Linked DNA regions of Homo sapiens: all the other regions are linked to region 3. The links are chromatin loops, found by intact Hi-C in ENCODE. Cell type or tissue: endothelial cell of umbilical vein. All regions are shown on one strand.

Evidence for each region. Peaks named below come from ENCODE experiments on the same cell type or tissue, not always from the same donor. Only the 100,000 strongest peaks of a DNase experiment are listed, where the experiment ranks them.
Region 1: a loop joins it to region 3, with 5 times the contacts of the local background. A loop is called at or near these places in 5 of 110 quality-filtered maps.
Region 2: it touches region 3 in a loop (17-fold over the local background); 49 of 110 quality-filtered maps call a loop at or near these places.

Annotation. Positions count from the first base shown.
Region 1 is chr5:165,454,434-165,462,433 of GRCh38, reverse strand. No RefSeq gene overlaps it. Among named protein-coding and RNA genes, the nearest start is that of LINC01938, 210 kb to the right of the region's middle. In endothelial cell of umbilical vein, a CTCF peak has its summit at 4,366 (motif pointing right); a DNase peak (open chromatin) is centred at 4,393.
Region 2 is chr5:165,205,275-165,213,274 of GRCh38, reverse strand. No RefSeq gene overlaps it. Among named protein-coding and RNA genes, the nearest start is that of LINC01938, 34 kb to the left of the region's middle. In endothelial cell of umbilical vein, a CTCF peak has its summit at 3,956 (motif pointing right); no DNase peak of the experiment used is centred here.
Region 3 is chr5:163,560,418-163,568,417 of GRCh38, reverse strand. No RefSeq gene overlaps it. Among named protein-coding and RNA genes, the nearest start is that of MAT2B, 59 kb to the right of the region's middle. In endothelial cell of umbilical vein, a CTCF peak has its summit at 3,923; DNase peaks (open chromatin) are centred at 1,037, 1,557, 2,237, 3,907 and 1 weaker place; H3K4me3 peaks cover 929 bases; H3K27ac peaks cover 2,961 bases.

The DNA of each region.
Region 1 (8,000 bases), 1.9 Mb before region 3:
GTGGCTTTTTTCTCTTTGATCCTTTAAAATGGTCATTCCATTGCCTTCTGATTTATGATGTATCTAATAAGAAGTCAAATATTAGTATTTTAATTTTTCTCCTATATATAAAATCTTCCTTTTATTCTCTGTCTGCTTTTAATATTTCCTCATTGTCTTTGATTTTTGAAAATTTGACCAGAGTTAGATTTCCTTTTTAAAAAAAAACATTTATTATTTTTTAAAATTTCTGTGGGTACATAGTAGGTGTATATATCTATGGGGTGCATGAGATGTTTTGATGTAGGCATGCAATGTGAAATAAGCACATCATAGGGAATGGGAGAGCCCTCCCCCCAGGCATTTATTCTTTGAGTTCCAAACAATCCAGTTACATTCTTTAACTTATTTAAAATATACAATTAGGTTATTATTGACTATAGTTACACTACTGTGCTATCAAATAGTAGGTCTTATTTATTCTCTTTTTTTCATAGTATACAATATGCTTTTTGGGACTGTATTGTATATTTTACCAGATTTGGAAGATCCCTATTTTCTTTCTGCTTCTTCAATTACATACACAGTAGATAGCATAATTGTTTTTCCTATAATTCACAGATGCATACATCTATTTTCTAGTATTTTTCCTTTCTGTTCTTATGTATATTTCATGTCTTCTGATCTGTCTTTAAGCTTACTGAATTATTTCTTGTGCACTATCTAATCTTGACTGGCGCTGCACAGAAAAATTTTCATTTTAGATATTTTAATTCTTGGTTGTTGAATGGTTATTTGGTACTGTTTTGTATTTTTCATTTATCTGTTGAGCTTCTCCATTGGTCATTTATTTTGTATACTTTTTCATTATAACATTGAACATTTTAATAATAGCTGTTTTAAAGTTCTTGGCAGGTCATTCTAACATACACAGGATGTCTGAGACTATTTCCACTGACTACTTTTTCTCATAATGATGGTTCATCTTTTCTTTTGGGGGAGTGCAGTATAGTTATTATAGTGATAGTCTCAATCTTGTGGATACTATATTTTCAGAGTATAAATTATGTTTTATTTCTTTAACAGTTACTGAGTTGTACAGATTTATCCTGTTGAAGAGTGACTTTAAGCCTTTTTAGACTGAGTTTAAACTAGACTTACTGGTGAGGTTTGACCTTCCTATAGAATAGACTGAATCCTTGGTGAGTTTAGAAAGGCTTTTTTCCAGTCTCGATAGTCTGAAAACCAATGTCTTCCAGCAATGCATATTTATTTATTTGTTTATTATTTTCAGTTCACAGACCTTCAGTAGCTGTTCTCCGTCCTGTCTTGTAGTGTTTCACGTGCACATGAGTCACTGGCTAAAGACTTAAGTGTAACCTTATGCCAATTTTTAAGATTTTTTCTCTGAATGGATTTCTTGTCTCCACTATACTGTCCTACAGATTCTAACACCCTCAATGGCCCCAAATTTTGATTTCTATTTTCTCTAGTCGATGGGATCCTTGGTTTCTGTTTATTTGGAAACTTTCTCCACCTAAAAAGCAGCCATGAAAGTTGAATACGTCTTGTGCATTTCACACTTCTTAAGGATCTCCTTCATAAGCTGCCTATTATTCCATATCTGAGTATACTGTCTGCATAGATTTTGTCCAGGTTTACAGTGTTTATGCAGGTAAGACATTCCAATTGCTCCATCATAGTTAAAATTAAAATCTGTCCATATTAATATTTTTGGCATTGTTTCTGTCATGAGACATTTGACTTAATAGTTTCACCTCTTATTTGACTATTCCAGCTGCTCTTTAATACATTTCTCTTTTTGAAATAAAGCTCAGAGTTTTGCTTATGCCATATTAAATTCATATTGAAACGCACACTATAAGCCTTTCTAAATGCCTAAGATAAATCTAATAATTTTTGGCATGTGAGGAAAAGCAAATAGAAATTAAAATTATTTACATGCATTTTTCATTTAAAAAATTCCCTGAAAGTGAGAGACTATATTCTTTCCTAATTACTATTTGGCAATTGAAACAACTCAATGTCATACCATTTTAGAAAGAATAATACGTGAATGACAGGACTTTTAAGGGAACTACTGGTGGTCACTGTAAAATATCTTGAAATGTACAGCGTAAGTTTATCAAGTCAAATAAAAATCTGGTGGTGCATATGTCTTTATTGCCTGCCATGGTATATAGCAAAGTTCAAGAATCATTGATATTCATTGGCTGAGTGATGGAAATAAAGTCAAGAGCTCACACTACTGGAATACTATCAGTTTCTACAATAGAGGAATCATTCCTTATCCCATCTGTCAGAGCCTGCTCAGCAAGAATTTAGAGAATTTGAATGGAAGATGAAGTGAAAGTGACACAATGAATTCTGTGTATTATATAATACTCAGGTAATATGCCTTTATTTGGAAACGGGAGACTGAATCGAATCATAGGCTCAGCGTGGTGGCTCATGCCTGTAATTCCAGCATTTTGGGAGGCCAAGATGGCAGGATTGCTTGAGGCCAGGAGTTCAAAGCCAGCCTTGTCAACATAGTGAGACTGTTTCTACATAAGAAAAATGAAAAAGAAAAAACTAGCCAGGTATGATGGCATGAGCATGCAGTCCCAGCTATTCAGAATACTGAGGCAAAAGATCACTTGAGCCCAGGAGTTCCAGGCTGTAGTGAGCCATGATTGCGCCACTGCACTCCAGCCTAGGCAACAGAGCAAGACCTTGTCAAAGAAAAGAAAAAAAAAAAACCCAAACAAACAAACAAAAATCCCCAAACACAGACCCATGTACACGAGAGCTATAGAAAATATAAAAATAATGATAATATAGCCCAATTCCTTCTTTTAACAAAGGAGAAAAGCAGGATAAGAAAGACATCATAGCCTAAGAGGGACAGGAAGTTTGGTGTGAGATAGTTCTAATATATAATGTTAACTGCACTACTTACTAGCTATACTGAATCACACAAGTCCATTAATATCTCCAGGATTTAGTTTCCTCATTCCTAAAATGTGTGCTGCACTGTTAAACTTACAGACTTATTATGAAGAAGAACACTCAAGTACTTGGAATTCACTTGGAAAGAAGTCCAAACTTTAAAAAAATTATATTTTCTTTCTATTTTCTTTGCCCAAAGACACATCATAAGTAATTGGCAGTCAGCTTCACAATTCAGACCCAGTGTTCTTTTTATACACACACTGTACTCCACAATGGATCAAAATCTTTTGCTATTTAGCAACTCGCCAATAAAGGACACAGACAAGTGATACAGGTATACATATTTCTAATACGTATACGACAAAAATAGCATTATATAGTGAAATTGCAAAAATTTTGTCGCAAGAAAAATTTTGAGTACTTTTCAAAGGACCTACTTCTACGTTTACAAACAATTTTTCGTGTCTGATTAATGAGAAACTTTGGAAACAATTTAATCTATCCAAGGATGTGAATGTTAGTTTCTATTTTTCAAGCCTGATTACAGAAGAACTTCTAAAGCAGTTTAATCTGTTCAGGGATGCTAAACAAATATGTCAACATTCATTTTGCATTTATGTCTGTAGCAGTTAAAGGAAGAAATGTGGAAATACACAGAATTTCGTATTTTCTCTCCGTCTTTTCTTTTTTAAGAACTAAGAGACTCCAGTGCATTTTATTTTCTATAGAGGATTCAAACTCCTAACTGAAATAAATTCATTTCAGATTGAAGTTTTTAGTAGCTTTACCAAGCAGTTTATGGGTTGGCACTCTGCCACAAAGTGATCTATAACCTCATAGTTCACTATTATGCAAATACAAATTTGGCAAGAAGACATGTGTTCTATGATTTTTCTCTAAGGATAATCACAAATTTCAAATTTCAAATACAAAATTATGCTTGACATTTAATTTGAACATGGCTTACTTTTAAAAATAAATAATATAAAATCTGTCCTGTTGTACTTTGGTTGAGAAAGGGTTTTTCTTTTTGTGTATTTTCAGGTTTAGTGCTTTATATCTGCAGGACATATGACTCTCAGACACATATACTTACATGTGCCTGCTGGATATATACATAATTTTGAAGCTTCTCTTGAGAGAAACATAAGACATTGTTTCAATAGAAACAGAGCAGGTTAGAAAAATTATTCTCAGTCAGTAGACACGTCTCAAAATTGTTAAAATTCGTATGTCCAATCATCATTAATTATACAAAATGAGGCTGACAAGCTCACATGCATTCAACCGTGTTGTACAGGGAATTATTACTGATGAATGACAGATGAAACGTAATGAAGATTGGATGTGAGTAATTAATCCAGGAAAGGTCCACTTTAGGAAAAAAGTTGTTCTTTCACTCTTCTTAAACTTAGCCAGTAGGGGTCAGCACAACAGCTGTGGTGGATAACATTTCCCTTTGCTCTTGTATCCACAGAGCTATTCTGATGTAGATATGGCCCATTGTCAAATCTCAGTGGTGTCAAGTCATGCTGAACAATAGTTTTAATAAGTTTTAATATCCGGAAATATACCAAACACTGTGGACTATTTACAGTTTTTCTAACAATCAAATGCCTTTATTTCAATGGTCTGGGTAAATGAAACAAACTTTATTTCAATGGTCTGGGTAAATCAGCACACACATTAAACAAGATGTATTACTTAAAATTCTTTGCAAGTTTGTAGATTGTTTTTGGGAGGATTTTCAATATCAAATTAAATTGCATAATAAATCACCTCCAAAGAATTCACTGAGTTTATAATGTAGAATAATGAAATGTGCAATATATGAAGTGAAACATCTCATATTTTAACCTTTATGCTAAGTGAAAGTAGCAGGTAGAGGTAGAACTGTGTTTATAAAAGTGTTTTCCTAAGGTATTGAGAGGAAAATGCAGGCCTAGTGTGACATATTATTTATTCCCTAGACTCTGTTTGCCACATGCCAAGTAAAATTCACTATATTGCCAACTTGGTTGAATTTTCTCTCACTGAAGCAGTCAGGGTCAGAATCATATGAAAGAATGCCATTTGGTATGGTTTAAAGGATTTCAAAGGCCAATCCAAAAATATATTCTCCACTTCATATCATTGTAACTGACATTGCAATCATTTCTAAGTCTCTGTGCTAAGTTGATTGCCTATCCATTCACTCATGTTTCCAATCGTGTAACCATTTATTCATTCACTGTCCACTCATTCAGACATACATCCATTTATGCCTCAGCACATCTATTTATGCCTGTATTCGTTTTTAAATTTAACAAAATTTGCATAGTGTGCTTGCATGATGAGGGATATAGCAAGAAAGCAACAACAATAACAAAAACTGCCAAAGTCCCTGCCCTCATGGAACTTAAAGTCTAGAGAAGGATTCGGATAGTAAATAAATAATTTTAATGTAGCATGTTCAATGAAATGAAATGTACAGTGCATCCAGGAATTGAGAGACAGCGTGAAAGGCCTGCGTAGAACTTCTTGATGAAAAGATGTGTAAGCTGAGGCCAAGAAAATGGTTATATGGAACCAAGTTCAAGGAGGGAAGACATGGGTTGGGAGGAAAAAAGACAGTCAAGATTTCTGTAACTTTTTTCAAACTATCTATATAATAATCATCATCATCAATGTTGACTGTAGTCTTCTCTATCCCTGCAATATCAAACTATTTCCTTAAATACTAAAATTAATTATGACAATCTTTATTTTTACAGATGAGAGGACAGGAGAAGAGAGGTTATATGGTTATGTGTCCAAAATCATGGCCTGTGTGGTTTTGATCCTGTCATCATGTTGCTAACTGGTTATTACAGAAAACCAAATACCACATGTTCTCCCTTATATTTGGAAGCTAAACAGTGAGAACACATGGACCCAAAGAAAGGAACAACAGACACTGGGGCCTACCTGAGGGTGAAGGGTGGGAGGGGACTGAAAAACTACCTATTGGGTACTATGCTTATTACCAGAGTGACAAAATAATTTGTACACCAAACCCCCCTGACATGCAATTTACCTATGTAACAAACCTGCATGTGTACCCCGAACCTAAAATCAAAGTTAAAAAAATAAAAATAAATGAAATCATGGCCTGAACAACTCTGAAGCCCACCATTGCCACTCTTTACCACTGGCCTCTTTTGAAAGGCTCACAATATCGAGTTACCCTAAACAGCCAAGCCTGATAGTTCTCTGGCTTTTACATTCATTTTCTGGCAGGTTTCTAAAGTTATACAAGTCTAGGATTGTAATGTTAGGCCCTCGAAAGCAGGTGTATGTGAGAGCCTACTCTATCATGGTGTGGTATAAGGGGGAGGAGGTTGGAGGGATTCATATGAATTCTGAGGGAAAGTAGGGAGGTTTTAGGCTGGAGGAATAGTGTGAGCTTAAGAGAAGTACTGTTCACAATGGGAAGTATAGAAAGATGAAACAAAGCCACACCTACCTACTTGTTTTGCCTTAAGCATAACTGCAACTTAAACAGTCTACTTTCTAATGGAAACTGGTTGGTACTACAATAGTACACTTTAATTGTAGTGAAATACAGCATTTTCTACACTAACTTAAAATTTTCAAAGACACATAATTTAACGTAACACCAAACAGGTAAAAACTAATTTAGGAGAAACCTAAATTATTAAGACATAATGAATTCATAGATATAGGTGTAGATAATACAGCTATAACAATAGCTATGTATAACATATATGTAGCTGTAAGATATAGATAACATCATGAGCTACGTAGATATCAGTTGCATAGTGGAATGAGGAGAGCCAGCACACCCTGATTGAAATTCTGACTCTTTTACTTTCTAATATTTGACTTTAGGTAAATCATATCATTCCACCAAGCCTCAGTTTTCATGATTGTAAAGTGTAAATATAAATTCCTATCTGAAAGAGTTTAATTAAAAATATAGATAGATGTAAGAACATAGTTCAGTATCTATTATCTTTGTAACATTCAATATCTGACAAATAATATTATTACTGTAAATTTACCAGCCTTCCACTGAGCAAGGTGCCATCAACCTTAATGAAAGTAAGCGTATAAAATAAAATATTTGCAACATTTCCCTTTACCTGTCTCATAAACATACATAATCCCTGTCTCTCTTATATATATATATGCATATCCAGAATATATGAGGAACTAGGATTCAATAGAATAAAGACAATTGATCTCATAAAAATATTAAAAAATGAACATCAAATTTATCAAAGGAGAAATAATTCAAATGGCTAACAAGTATAAATGATTGGAAAAATGCAAATTAAAACAATGGAATATCTGAATGAGTGAAAATACCTAATGTTGACTCAGGCATAAAGAAATCAACTCTCACGTATACTTGAAACCCAATTTTTAAGTATCTATCAAAAGTTTGAAAGCACATTCTCTTTACTCAGCAATTCTGCTTCTAGATTTCTTATAGAGAAATACTTATACTCTAGGCAAGTACAAAGATGTTCACCATTCTTATTATCTATATGAAAAGGAAATATAGTAAATTCTATCAATAGAATAAAACTTTAATTTGTGTTTATTTTTAATTTTTTTTTAATACAAGGTCTCTCTCTGTCACCCGGTCTGGAGTAGAGTGACACAATGATGGCTTGGTGCAGTCTCAACCTCCTGGGCACAAGTGATCCTCTCATCTCAGCCTCCCAAGTAAGCTGGGATGACAGGTGCACACCACCATGCCAGGCTAATTTTCCCTCTCTCTATGTATATATATTTTTTGGTTGTGTGGGGGTCTCACTACCTGGCCTAAGCTGGTCTCTGACTCCAGGGCTCAAGGGACCGTCCCACTTGGGCCTCCCAAAGTGTTGGGATTACAGGCGTGAGCCACCATTCCCTGCTAATGCTTTAATAAATTATTGTCTGTAATGCAAGCTAGTATCCATGAGCTTGAAAGAGATGTAATAAAATCTATCTGCAAGTTTGCAATATATATAGTATGTATTATAGATAATTACATATAGTGTATAATATATAAAGTAATATATATATGATATATAAAA
Region 2 (8,000 bases), 1.6 Mb before region 3:
AAACTAAAATCCAATTCAGGAGGAAGTATTATATAAATAATTAAAATATTAAAAAAACAAAAAAGCAATGCTATTAAACACAAATTGTAAATCTAGGGTAAATTTTGGATTGGTCAAATACTTAGATGTAAAAGTGAAACTATAAAAATATAGGATGCATTTATGATGTTTAAATAATTTTAGAGTACAGGTATACTTTCTACGATGTCTGAAATCCAAGCAATTAAAAACAAATGTAACCATTTACTCTCAGAAGAATAAAGAAGGTTCTATGTGAGGGCAAAAACCCGCCACATAAGACTCAATAAACTTTGAAATTCAGAGGTTAAAATTTAACAAACTAATAAGAAAATGTGTAAAGGATATGAACAAACAGTATGTAAAAGATGAAATACAAATGGGTTTAAAGCATGAGAAAAAACTGTTCAATCTCATTGCTGAGAAGAGATGGACATTTAGCACCAGAATGAAATACTCTTTTTTTCACCTATCAAATTGGTAGTTAGTAAAATGTTGCTGATATACTGTGTTGAAAAGAGACAATAAAGGCACTTGCATATTGCTTGTGGGAGTGTCAAGTTATCCAGTCTCTCTGGAGGGTGACCTGGTGTTTAGTAGCAAAGTGAGATGCACAAAATTTTGGATCTAGCCCTTTCACTCCAAGAATTTATTCTACAGATATTATCACACACATGCTACTGTTGAATAGGCAAATGTGTACACTGAAATATTGCAAAAGCAATCAATAACATGGATTATGTTCTAGAGTGGTATAGTGTGTCACTGTTAAAAATAGGGACACAAAATTGTGTTCTAATATAAAAAGATATTATAAAATATTTTAAAAAGTAACAGTCATATGAATTTCTAGAGTATTTTATCTTTTGTATGGTTGGGGAAGGGGAGCAGGAGGAGGAGTTTCTGATAAATATTCATATTTGTTTGTGAGTACATTGTCTCTGAGAGGAAATACCAAATGCTGCAAGCAGGATTTGCCTCTGGGGAAGGTAGCTGAGTGGCCAGTGTAAAGAAGGAGGTTTATTTTTGACTATGTATATATTTTCTATCTTTTAGATTGTGTATCAATGGCATGTATCACCCATTCCCCTCTCTGGCCTCAAAAAAAAAAAAAAAAAAGCGAGTATTACTCGTATGGCAAAAACAAGATGGCAGGAAGCTCAACCATGGCTATACAATCAGAATTACCATGGACCTTCTAAAAATAGGTTTATCAAAGTTTTACCCTAGAACAATTAAATCAGAGTATCTGGGTGGGGGGTTAATTTTATAAATATACACACACAAATATATGTGTATATATATGTATACATATATGCATAGAATATTCAATACATATTTAAAAATGCTAATTATATATAATTAAATGTTATACATATAAAACACACACACACACACACACACACACACACACATTTAAAGCTACCCTGGTGAGTCGAATATGTAAGCTGAGTTGAAAACCACCAGAATGGAATAATCAGTGAATCCTTCTTGGAGAAGACAGGACTCACTCTGAACTTGAAAGCTGGGTCATCCCTAGAAAGATGAATATAGACTGACTGAAATTTAGATTGCACTTATACATCTTGAGGCATCCAGCTAAATGAAATAAAAGCAGATGGATACTAAACAGGCCTGCTAAAAGAAAAAAGAGAGAAATAAACAAAAGCAGGATAAGACAGCTAGAAGAGGAGAGATAGGAGATTTACACGTGACTGATGATTCTTTGAGTAAAGAAATACAAGACATTTGTGATATTTATTATAATCATTAATGTAGGATTATTTGATACTTTAGGTGGCATGATAGTTAAGATAAATATCTCATTACTTATTTAAAACTATTGATAAATTTCAATACATACACGAACATACTTCTAAGCACTATTGACTGCATGCTACATCAACATACTTTTTGCAAAATGCTGCAGAAACTCTGACCACTGTCAAACTAACAAAATCTCACTGATATGTTTTTTTCCAGACTGGAAAAGATGACACTTTGCCAGGCAGGGGCTATATTTTTCAGCACAGAGTAAAACCAAAGGTGATGGAAGGGTACTACACTTAGTCTTAAGGTTGCAGATACACACCAAGTGTTTGACATATTGTATCACTGAATATTTTTTACTGAACTTTAATGTTGTTCCTTTAGGACGATTTTGACAGTCAGTAAAATTCAAGCCTATGGATAGATGTTAAAAGTAAATTTTTTCCTCCTATCCTTAGGTACATATATGAACCATTTTCAATTCGTATATTTAAAAGACTTCTGAAATCTGCCTGTGGCTATGCCCTGGAACACCTAGACAAATTTTTAGGTGAGAAATTCTATGAATCTGTTTACTGTAATTCCCTTCTGTGGGCAAGAAGTGGTATTGAAATCATGCCACTGTATAACTAATTTATGCCTCAATGATAAATTTGACTGCCTGAAAAAGTCAAGTTATTTAACTTTATTATGTATTTGAGGGAGAAAGTATTTTCCAAAATGCTCAGAGTAGAACTTGGCAGTATTATAGTCACATTTGGTCTTCAAAATATTCACCTATGACACTTGCAGGCAAAATGGTTATCACTCGGGAGAATAAAGTAGAATGACGAGCTTTTAAAGTAATGCTTACTGTGTCAGGCTGGAAGGGACTCATCCTTCTCTAAAGAACTCATCTTCTCTAAAGAGAAGAGATGGCCTAAAAGGTCAAAGCAGTTTCTATGTGCCTTGAAGTGCAGGGTTACAAGTGGACAGACATACACTTCAAGGACCCTCTGAGACGTTAATGTCCTATAATACTGATGTCACCTGCAGAAAGACAGTCCTAGGGGCTGTGCTGGAGACAGAAATCAAGTGATACAAGGTAAGACTTCTTTTCAGTAGAAAAGTGAAGATACGGTTTGCAATAATTAATATCTCGTACTGGTTCAGACTCATTCATTGCTATCGGAGCATGAGTGGCCATAAATATTAGTTGCATAAATTCAGTGAAGGCATCTGTCCATAATGAATGGGATCTGTCCTAAAGTGATCCAGAAGATATAAGAGCAACGCAGAGAATAGATTTCTCTGTGGCCTCTCCTAGAAGAACTTTGAGTGTCAGAACAGGTGAAAGGCAAAAACCTTCCTCTGGAAAAAAAAAAGTGCTCCTTGTCAAAATTTATTCTCTTCTGAAATAGCCAGAGAGAATATTACCTAACAGTTTTACAATCCCCTGGATTGTAACAAACCTATGACTTTTAAAAACTGTTGCTTGCTTTTTTAAAGTCCTGTCATTGATTTTATTTCAAAATTGTATTCTTTTATAATCACCACCATTTTAGAAAATGTGTTTAATCAAAAAGTCTACTCTAAGTGTCAGGACAAATTTTATAATCATGTTGTGCTCACCCCACCCCTCACTTCCCTGCACACACACACACACACACACACACACACACACACATTTTTAGCATAGTGATACAAACTCTTCCAGGGTAAACTATCAGATAACAGAGGTTGTCAGTATTCTTTAAGATAGCCTTTTGAGAATGTAGTCATTTTAGTTATCTTAGTTTAAGATAAATCTGCCATGAGATTATTCATTTTTCACAAAGTTATTTCTACCATGAATCTCCTGCTTCATCTGAAAAAAAAAATCTATGGTCATGTGTTTCAACACCAAGAAATACACCTATTTCTGTATGAGGACAGGCATTACTATTCTTGTGGTCATCATGAGAGTCATAATCCATTCACCCACAACACTTTTCAAAAATAGCTTCTGCAAATCATCAGTTCATGCTAATTCATGTGGTTTTCTGAAATATTTATTCCTGTTACTCCAATAACATGTTACATAGGTTATGTGTTTGTATTGATAAAAATAACAAAATAGTAAGTTTTTTGTATTTGCTATCTTCCTGGGGAATTCATTTAGGAATGGGCAAGCAGGAAAACAAACACCACTAGATGTCGCTATAAACAGACCATTTTTTTTTTCTGATAGATTTATTTTCTTGCATTTCCAGATTTACCAGACTGGGGGAAATTCTTTCTGGCAGTATTGATTCCATCTAATCTCTGGTTTGTTTAGTCAAAGGTTATGAACTGCTAAATTTACATTCTTTCTTGTGTCCCTTTGCACATCTGCAAAACAGTTTTTGTTAAGGAAAAATCACAGCACAGGGATTTTAAAATTGTCACCATTTTATTAATTAGGTGAGGGTGTCATGCTGAGTCAGTCAGTTTGTTATTTCTTAAGGAAGATCTTGTAGTGAGTTTGTCTCTCATTAGAGAACTGGAGGACCAGACAGATTAATGCACATGTGCTACGACATTAATTAGAGAATCAGATTGTTCACAGAATAGATAATTTGATAGTGACAATGGAAAGAGCAATCAGCTGAGCGTCTTTTAGAAAGCATCTAAGGGGCTTGAGTTGAGAAGAAAGTCCACTATGACTTACTCAAGTTAGATGTCAAATGGACACTAGAATGATAAGATCACTGAGTTACAGAGACTTTAGAAGTTTTCTAGTTTGTTTAGGTTTTTCGTATCTCTTTCCATTCAAAGCAGAATTTTTTCTATAAAACCCCTGAGCAGTCATCTTTAAGAGCATATAATTTGTGTCTCAGTGGAAGTTTCAGCAATTATACTGCAATTATATTTCTTTGTGCAAATCTGCTTAATGCATTTTGGCCAAGAAAGGGATATACTGCAACCAAACTATCCCGCAAATTGTAAACCACATTTAAAAAAAAAATATGTCACATTAAATTGACTTACACAAACCAAGTCTTAATTGGAAATATCAGCAATCAGCTGCTAAAAAGTCCTTAATAATAGACTGGTGGAGTTCGAATAACAGCAGCGACTGAGTATCAAACTTCCTTGTTAGCTGACATTTAAAAATTCACATTTTAAAAATGACATTTAGCAGACGAGATGATGATGCAAATGAAATCTATATTTAGGGAGGGGTGAAAAACAGCATCTAATTTGTAGTGATTATATATTCTGTTCTACCTGTGGAAATTCTGCTCAAGTTTCTCTAGTGTTCTTTATAAGTATCTCTTTCTCTCTTCCTCTGTCCTCTCTCTGCTCTCTCCCTCCAATTCATTCTCCTTCCCCCTGACCCCTCCCCAGCTGTCTCTTCCCTTCCCTTTTCTCTCCTTCTTCCTCCTTCTCTGCAATGAGAAGCTAAGGACATGGAGAAAACATCTGTAGTCATTCCAATCAACACACAACCAGAAGACAACCAGCACCAGGCCAGGCATGGTGGCTCATGCCTATAATCCCAGCACTTTGGGAGGCTGAGGCAGGAGGATCACCTGAGGTCAGGAGTTCGAGACCAGCCTGGCCAACATGGCGAAACTCTGTGTCTACTAAAAATACAAAAAAAATAGCTGGGCATGGTGGTAAATGCCGGTATTCCCAGCTACTCGGGAGGCTGAGGCAGGAGAATCGCTTGAACCTGGGAGGCAGGGGTTGCAGTGAGCAGAGATCATGCCACTGCACTTCAGCCTGGGTGACAGAGTGAGACTCCATCTCACACACACAAAAAAAAGACAACCAGCACCAATTGCCAGTCACCCGATGAACTACCTTAGACATAGGGACCAGTGAAATATACTCAACCCAAACTCCATTTGACTGAAAAAACAAAACCCAAGCTAGAACCACCCAAATGATCTCACCCAATTTACAGAACCATGAGAGATAATAAGTTGTTATTTTAAGCTGCTAAATTTTAGTGTGTTTTGTTATGTAGTAGCAGGTAACTGGAATATAGTCAATTTGTTTTTGAAGGAAAAAGGGGAAAGTTGTAAGAACATCCATAGACAGATAACTTGAAAGGAAGTCTCTGAGCTTCTGACTTACGCCTAACGTTAGCAGGATATTCTTTTTCTCAACCTTTCACGTGGGATTTTCTTTCTATTGCACGTGAGCTCTGAGTTATGTTTTCCCTCTTCATTTGTCATTATTATCAATTTTCCTTTCGTGCAGTCATTTTTACATTTCACATTCATTCATTGTCATTGGTTTGCTCTTTTATTGCAATTTTGAATCTCATTAAACAGACTTAAGACCAATGAAGTGCTCAAGCATACACACACTTAAAAATAAGCTTTAGGTCCGTTTTGTAAATCTGTATGTTGGAGAAGGTTGAGCAGCAAAGAACCCCAATTTGCCAAATGATGTGTAGGAATATAGAACCCCACACCCTATCTCAGAGATGCAAATTGACGTTATTTAAACAGTAATTTCTAAGCCTGAGAGTGCATCCAAATCACCTAGAGCTCTATTAACATACACATTCTGATCTGGTAGGATTGAATTTTGGCCTGAGATTCTGCATTTCGAATAAGCCACCTAACAAGGCCAAACAAAAGTTGAGTGGCAGAATTCTAGGATGTTTCAGTTTTCTATTATCTTTACCACCATTCTTTACCCCTCTTTGTTCTCCGTCTCCATTCACATAATCACACGAGCTGGAGCAGGATATATTGCTTTACATGCACTCCAGGAAAAGAAACATTGAGGAAAGAAATAACTTAATTTCCTGGCAAAGTTTTTGCTTCCTCTTTGCCCCACACACTTCTCTTTCCCAGGTACTTTCAATGACTTCCTTGCACCTGCAGTTTCCATTCTGATTTATTCTTATCACAATAAGAGCCATTTAAAAATTCTGAAGCTGAACCAGAGAGTGACATTATACATTTATTTTCAAGATATACTGGGCTTAGCACTGGGAACAACCTCTGACAAATGTTGTTTTACAGCGGCAGTGTAGGGGGAGGGGTGTTACCTGGTTGTAATTGCTTCTATTTGCACACAAAATTTTTCCCGCAAATGTATTTTCCCCATTCTGGTATTTTCCCATCCTTTCATTCTCTTCCAGTTGCACCCTGGATCAACCTGTCATCATTGCTTCTCTTTACTCCTAAAAAGTGCCACCTTACCAGGAGGCCTACATCTGTTCTTAGTGATACTCAGTCCCTTCTTTGAAGTTTAGCTGCTGGTTCTCTTAAAATACAGATAAAGTTTTGTTATGTGACTTACAAAACCCTGAATAATCAGACTCTGGATCCTCGTCTCTTTTTATACTTATTTTTATTCTTTATCTTCAGCCACTCTGGGTATTTTTAATGCTTTATAACTGATATATTCCCTCCAGTCACAGGGTCTTTGGCAGACAGTTTTCTCTGCCTAGATCTCTCTTCTCTCCCTCCCTCCTTCATTTAACAAACTCCTACTGTTTCTTTCCATGTCAATTCAAAACTCTCTCTCTCAAGGAATCATTCTCTGTACATAGTTAAGTGTGGTTTCTTATCACCTCACTCTCCTTTCTAGCAATAATATAGCTCTAATTTGATATTTATGTGCATAATTCTTTTCTTTTTTTTACTAGAATGGAGATTCCAGGGTTTGTCTGGTTTTATACACTATAGTCTCTCTAGCTCTGTGCTTAGTGGCTGGAACCAAAAAATAGTGGCTCAGTAAATACTTGTTAAAGGAACAAATACATTTGAAGCCACCCATTCTCATGTGCTACTGTCACCTTATTTGCATTCATCTGATTCACTATTTTGTTTGACCTGGCTTCCTTTGAGCCTTACTCCTGTTTTGCCAAGAAAGGCATAAATGAGGATCGGCCTCTGTATTTAGTGATATCTTGGTATGTGTTCTTGAAGAAAATTCTTCATCTCTCTAATTTTAAAATCGTTCCAAGATGCCATGTTCAGTTTCACTGGCTTGTTCTGTGACTCAGAAATCACACAGTGCTCTCCTAGTCCCACTTATCTGGATCCAGGTCTCTAGCTCTCACCTAAGTCTATTCTGAATTATCCTCCTGTAGTTCTCATTCTAACCCAAGTTGCAACCTTACTTATAAGAACCTGCTGATGCCTCTCATCCTGGCACTGCAAATAATCAGACCAATTTCAACATTGCCTGGGACTTAATATCAAGGCTTTCTAAAAGGAAAACAGAGAAAGGAGATTGCTATC
Region 3 (8,000 bases):
AACTTACTCCAGAGTGTACAATTATCAGATCGTGGAACTGGAATTGGAACTGTTTGGCCCAAAAGCCTAAAGTCTTCAACAACCAAACCAGACCAAATACTTGACAAAGAGCTAGGATGGGTCAGAAAGGCATAGAGCCAATAATGAAGATTGGGATACTGAGACAGGCCACCAGGAAAGGCAGATTGAGAGAACACAGGTAGCAATGTAAGCCATGCCATGAAGAGAAACTAGCAATACAGAGTCCAGTTTGGGGTCTGGGTAGGATGCCAGACCTTGGAATGACAAATCAGGCCAAAGGAATTAGAAAATGTGCAGGAGCCCAAAGTGGGAATGCACTTACTGGAATGCCTTATAAGACAGGATTTTGGTTACTAGGCAAGCCGGAAAGAGCATAGTTCTAGATGCAAAAAATGAATTCTCAGCAGAGTATCATCAGGGCTAATTGATGCCCTCATCATACCCTGTCTAGGAATAGAATTAGTCCTCAAGTCTGGCCTTGGGCTCATTACTTAGGAATTCAGTCACCATAACTATAAGAGAGCTGTATCCTCCAAAACACATAGTATGGCATTGTAGCCCCATGAAATATTTTAAAAGAAAACAAAAAAGGATGGGAGGAGGAAGGAAGAGAATGAGGAAGGGAGGAAGAAAGAATAGAAGAGGGAGGGAGGAAGAGTGAGTTTTAAATTCCTAGGTTTAAATTGTTTGAGAAACCCTGCATGCAATCGCATCTTTTGAGGAACTTATAATGCACATTAGCATAAAACTCCATTTGAAAAAAACAATCATTCTCCAAGCTTATTTGACCACTGAACCCCACGGGGCACACTCTAGAAACAAATAGTTTAGAGAAATGCAGGGGCAGAGAACCACACCAACTTTTGCAGAAAAAAAGAAGAGTATCACAGAAAGTGCGGATGGCCTGAGAAAAAGGCATGAAAAGGCACAAGGATTAGCCAGGAATTATGGTTGAGAAGAGGTGAAGATTCAGCTGGAAAAACACTGGGGCCAGATTACAAAGGACTTGGAAAGCCTGAATAGACAGAAAGAGGGGAGGTTCCTGAACTGAGCAATCATAACATAAGCAGCAAAGATGGAATGCCCTAGATCTAAGAGCTCAAGATCTGCATTGAGATTAAATCTAAAGGAGCGTGGGCTCCAAGGGTTGGGGAGGTGGGCTGTGGTTTTCAATCAATGGAAGTGTATGCAGTGAAAAGTGCAGGCTCTGAAATCAGACATTTCTGTTTGAAAGTCAGCGTTGTCATTTGCCCCCTGTGTAACCTTGAGGAAGTGCTTAACGGCTCTCTCCATCCCCTTTTCAGCAATGGAAAACTAAGTTTTAAAGAGAGTATGTGATTTTCCCAACATCCCCATCTAGAAAGCATCACAGCCAGGATTCAAAACCAAATGCAGCTGCCCCCAGAACCGTTGGCTTTGAACACAGTATTCCACCTTATCTGAGATCTTTTTGCTTTCAGCTCCTCAAGGGCAAGAAAGCCAGCCACTCACCCGATCTCCATGTTCTCTGTCTGCCTGGTACCCCTGGGCCTGGTCTCCTGTTAATCAGCTGAAAGCACCATCTTACTCACTTCCCCCACAGGAAAGATTTTATTGGAATATAAAGTTACATAAGATCTGTGCTATTGTTTTGAAAAAGTCACCAAACTTCACCGTTAGATAACTTATTTTTATTCCAGACTCTAGCTATTACAGTATTATCTTATTTTAAGCTAACAGATACACCCAATTCAGGTATAACACTGGACACAGTTCAGGTGACAGAGCCAGCACCACCACTCAGATATTTTGGTGGCTTCTATTCTTTGAGCAGCGTGGTTTAGCACTTTTGGGCACTGGGAAATTACCCAAGGCCAGCACCTGCCAATTTCCTTTTTGAGTCACCTCATTCTGCGCGTGATGCTCAACTCTAGGGCTCACTAGATCTAAGGGCTTCCCCCGCGCCCCATCTCTCCGTTTCCCAAATTTGAACCTCAGGGGGCCTGGGGTGAGCAGCCCTGGCTCCTTAGCGGCTAGAGAACCGGTTCCGCATTGGAGCCGCAGCCACCGGCTTATCCCGGACCGGCCGCGGCGCTGCGGGTCTTTGATAGCGAAACGCCCGCAGGCAGCACCTCTGGAGGTGAGTGTGGGAAGAAAGCCCGACTGAGCCTGGGCTTTGACTTGTAAACAGAGGCTTTGAAAGAGCAAAGTTGTGAGTTTGTCTCCACTAAAGCAAACTTCCTCTGCTGTTTGCTTTGGGAGTTTTGCCGACGTATCTGCAGAACAAGAATGGATTTCCTGTCTGTTCCTGCAGCCTCCTCCAGCTACGTGCAGCTCAGCTGCCACCGCGAGGCTGCAGAGCGGGCATGGAGACGCGTCTGGGTCAGAGCCCACGATCCAAAGGGTTTTCCCCTCCCGCTCTCCTTCTTTAACCCTTTCTTTCTCCCAGCTTAGTCAGGCAGTGTATCTGCAACTTGCCAAACGAGTGATGGTTAGGAGGCTCCGAGGAGCACCAGCCTTAAAACCCACTGCTTCCAAAATAAAGCTAAGGAAAAGTCAGGGCGTGGTCGACCTCTGAACGCGTGCCCGGTATGGCGCTAAGCAGTGTACCCATATAGGACAGTGACTACCTCGCAGGCTGTTGTAAGATTAAATGAGGTTGTCCCCATTGAACCATCAGGATAAAAGATGACTGGACTCTCAAGTGTCCTTGGGGTTTAACCAAGGACAACCCCAGGCCAGCCCACTTTTAAAGACGAAGCTCTCCCAGGTGCTGAAAATCGAATGCCCGCAAGGCCAGGCAATTACTCTAAGTGCTACAGCAGGGAGGTCTAGATTTAGGATCATTTTTTTTTCTTGAGACATGTGGCTCTCCTACTATACCTTTCTATTTTTTTTTTTCCTTTGAGACGGGCATGGGTATTAAATTCTCATTTTCCTTTTTATTACAACGAAAAGAGTACAAACGTGGTTAAAAAGGGCACCTCCCTTAGTGTCAGGAAAACAAAAGGGAAGATCTGTGTGTGCAGTGACTGCATAAAGCCACAAAGGTGGCTCTGCCGATTGTCACCAGGGGCTGTTCAGGCTAGAAATACCATGCTGTCCGATGTTTCAAGAAAAGCAAGAAACCTAGATCTTTAATGAGAAGTCTTTGCATTTAAGCGTTGAAAACTAATTTTTTTTAAAATGGACAGGCCAATATAACATGGCAAACCAAATATTCCCATAGAAAAGATGCTAGTACTGCCTACTTTTGGGTGAAACCTCTGCATTATTCTGCCTTAGGAAGAGTGAGCTGGTTAGTTCTGAGTGAAGACCTCCAGAACCCAGAGAGACTGGGGGACATTAGGAACCCAGCAGGACCAAGCCCATCCGTGAAAGGAACACTTCAGAGTTTCTGTGACCGCGGAGTAAGTAAGGTCACACAAGGTATCCTCAGAGAAAGCTGGCTGTAGTCTCCCTACTTAATGGGCGTGGAGAAACATTAATCACAAAGATAATCCAATAGGAACAACAGGATGAGAATCATATCGAAAGGGTATTGGAGGGTTTGGGGGGGAAAGACGGGTTTATGTATTATCTCTGTGACATTTTCAATGAAATGCAAAATCAACAGAGCATCTTCTGCCAGGGTCACTGTGGTAATGAATGCTGACCTCAACTTGTTAGCACACCAATCCCTCAAAACAGCAAAAAAGAGAAAAAATCAACTGCCTTTGCTACCTTTATCAGCATAAACAAAGAGATAAAAATACGGTATAAAATTTTAACTGTCTTTCCCCATTCTACCTGCAAATGCGAAATTCCCCTGTGCTTCAATAAAGGAAAAATACATCCAATGAAGTCTAACAAATGTGCCATCTGTTCAGAAAGCAGCAGGCGAGCATCTTTTACACGTGACACCATTGCCCTCGTGTGGTCTAAAAGAATAGTGCAGCTGTTTCCCAAGGAGGCTTGAAAGGTTATGACTAAAAACTGTAGTTTTCATAAATATAAAACATTTACAACATTGAACAATATGTGAAAAAAACTTACACTTTAAAGAACACAAAAACTGGGCTTATTGTGTTGACTGTAAACATAAATTAAAAACAATAAAATAAAAATAAAGAGAATAAAGAACACAAATACCGCTTACAATAAAACCTCTGTTCAAATCAGATTCCGGTCTCTGGGTTTCATTCCACACTGAATTACCTTATAGCAAGGAGAAGAAATCAAGTGGGAAAAAATGTCATTAAAATAGCTGAATAGCAAGGAGGTGCAATTCTCTGACCTAATGATGACATTGGACACTTCCCTGCCACAGGGGTCCATACCTGGCTTTTCATCTCACTGCCTTCCTGCGGGGTTGCTGCAAGGGAGACTGGCGGGGGAAGACCTGTTGCTTTTCACATTCATTTGTAGGCTCCACACCATCAGTTGTTACCTCTGCACCATTCAAGTCCAAGATAACCCCAGAGGTCATTTCTGGGTAGTCATCCTCTCACAGGGTAGGAGGAATTCAACACTTGGACACAGAGTAGAAAGGAAAACTTCCCCAGGATGGTGAACCAGACAGAATGGAAACAACGGTACACCTAAAACTACATAAATCATACCTTTATTTCCTTTTCCCATTTCCTGACTATAGGGTGACTCAACCAATAAACAATGATTTTCAGTGGAGTATATACAGATGTAAAACAAGGTGCCAGGCACACTCAAGATAGAAACCCTTCTGATCCAACTTATCTGTAAAATGGAAATGATGCCATCTATTTAATCCTTACCATCACCCTAGGGAGGATTGAGGTGCAATAGGACTCTTTTTTTCCCTTGGGAGTTAAAGTCTCTCCAAGATTGAACAAAGCCTGTAGGTTTTTAACGTAACATTCTAGTTTGAATTTAGGTGCAAGTGCTAGATTTAAATTTCATGCATGTGATTGTTTAAGTGATAATCTGAAAACACAGTGGGTAACTTGAGCTCATATAACCCAGCACTTGAAAGCCTAGTTGTTCCCAGTTAAGTGTCAAAACCAGGCCAGTTGGTAACAAAATAAAAGACCCTTAAGCTTTTATTTTGGGAGCCTGACATAGCTGCCAGGTCTACACAGCTGCAATCAGTGTTAGAAAATGCTGTCTGACTGGCTGGTACTAACCAGCTGGACCCAGAGCATCTGAGGGCTGCAGACTGCTGTGACAAGGCCCAGCCCCAACTCCCAGCACTGTGCCAGCCCTTGCCACAAAATCAACGGGCACTCCCTACTACTCAACCTGTAGGCAGAGGGCAAAATTGCTGGTCCACTTTTCTGTGTAAGGATTCACATTATAGGTCAATATTTGGAAAGAGGGGACAGGAAAGTGTCCTAGAAAACAGGCTTTGGCTTCAGACACACCCAAGTCGAAGCCCCAACCTCTGCCACTTATTACTTGTGTGATCTCAGCAAGTTAATCCATGTTTGAGATTATATCTTCATCTGTAAAGTGGGGCTGACAGTCCCTCACTCTTCAAGTTGGTGTGAGGACGCTTGGCAAGATCTTAACATAGTTCCTGGCAATCATTCATGTTAAAGAACGCTGCGAGAGCTGACATTGTAAATAAACAAAACTGCATTTGAAGGCCAAGTCCATTTTAGCTTCAAGTGAACAAAAGTATCAAAGCAGAAGTCCTTCATTTGTGATTTATTTTGCTTTTATTTATTTATCTGTTGAAACAAGGTCTCACTCCATTGCGCAGGCTGGAGTGCAGTGGCACAATCACAGCTCACTGCAGCCTCCATCTCCCCTATTCAGGCAATCCTCCTACCTCAGCCCTCCTAGTAGCTGGGACCACAGATGCGAGCCGCCACTTCTGGCTGATTTTTTAATTATTTGTAAAGACATGGTCTCCCTATGTTGCTCAGGCCGTGCAAGTGATTTAGACTGAAGAGACTATGAGGGAGGCACACTCTCCATCATAAAGTTCAAGAGCAGGATTGGGAGTCAGAGAGCCTGGCCAACATGACCTGCAGTCATTTGTCGAACATTTACTTTCTCCCTTGTACCCTGTCAAGGGCCACTATCAATCATTTCTTTTCCCTCTGAGCCATCCCAGCAGCTGGGCTGACAAGGGTGAATGGCGAACTGATGACTCCTAAATGGAAGGTTTTCACACTGTCACGTTTCTCTGGCAGTTGCTATAGTCTTTTCACACCAGGGTGACCAGCCCTGCCCTGGAGCATTTCAAATGTGGTTCCCCCTAGTACCTCTGGAAAGCAAGACCATGACCTTCTTTGTTTCTTCACTGTCAAGAACTGGGCAGAGGGGTTAAGCTTCCAGTCCCAAGTCTCTCTTCAACCTCATGTCCTTTCTCTACTTTGTATTCCAAGTCCTTTTTTAGACCTATTCCCTACCGGACTCTTGGCCCTTGATCCCTCATCACCTTTTTTGTGAGCGTCAGTCCCAACTGCTTTGTACAGCTCCACTATCCCTTTCAATCATTCCACCTCCACATTTTTTTTTGCCAGTGAAATATCACCCCCTTTGACTTGCCTTGTCTGTATTGTTTCCCTCAATAAAAATTAAAAATGGGTTACGGCCTCAGTTTCAAGCTGGAGTTCTTTTTTAGACAGCTTTATTGTGATATAATTTACATACCATAAAATTTGTTTTCAAGTGTACCATTGAATGAATTATAGTACAATTACAGAGAACGATCATCACGGCAATCCAATTTTAGAACATTTCTGTCAACCTAAAAAGAAACCTCATGCCAATCACAGTCACTCCGTATTCTCATCCCCAGATTTTTGAACAGTTCATATAAATGAAATCGTAAACCGTGCATACGTTTGTTTCTGGTCAAACTGAGGGGTTTTTTAATATATCCTGGGACCTTGGACAGCATCAGACCACATACCCTTCTGCTCCTCTTCCCTGGCCTGTTAGAGAAGATGTCCCCATTTCTTGACAATTCTTTGAGCAAATTCTATGTAGAGGCTGCCAGGCTTAGCCTGGGTACACAGTGATCAGCACTAGACATAGTTCCTGTCTTCACAAAATTACACAAATATTTATTGCACCCAAATAAATTTAAAGTTATAAATGTTATATGCTCTAAAAAGAGACAAAATCTTTATTTTAATCTGAGCTTATTTAATACAGCTTACAATAAATGCCTCTTACCAAGAGAGCTAGCATCTTGAAAAACATAGATTTTCTGGTCAAAATGGAAATAGCGTTGTTCCTAAAAGTAAAGCATGGAATTCAATGCAACTGCTATCAAAATCTCAGCTGCCTTTTTTTGCAGATATTGACAAGCTGACCCTAGAATTCATTTGGAAATTCAAGGCACTCCAAATAGCCAAAACACTTCGAAAAAGAACAAAGTTGTAGCACTCAAACTTCTCAATTTTAAAACTTACTACAAAGTTACACTAAGCAAGACTGTATGGTGCTAGCATAAAGATAGGGATATATATCAATGGAATAGAATTTAGAGCTCAGAAATCCATTTATTTTCAACAAGCGTGCCAAGGTAATTCAATGCGAAAAGAATAGTCTTTTCAACAAATAATACTGAGACAACTGTATATCCACATGCAAAAATTAACTCAAACTCTATCAAAGTCCTAAATGTAAGAGTTAAAATTGTAAAACACAAAAAAGCAGATATAAATCTTTATGCTTGGATTAGGCAATGGATTCTGAACTGCGACACCAAAAACACAAGCAACAAAAGAAAATAAACAGATAAATTAGGCTTCATTATAATTTAAAACTTCTGTGCAGCAAAGAACATTATCAAGAAAGTGAAAAGACAACCTACAGAATGTTAGAATGTATTTTTAAATCATATATCTGAGGAGAATCTGGTATCTAAAATACGTTAAGAACTCTTACAACTCAACAACATAAAGACAAACAACTCAATTAAAAAATGAACAATAGTAACATGGTGAGATCCCATCTCTACAAAATATTTTAAAATTATTCAGGCACAGTGGCACATACCTGTAGTCCTAACCACTTGGGAGGCT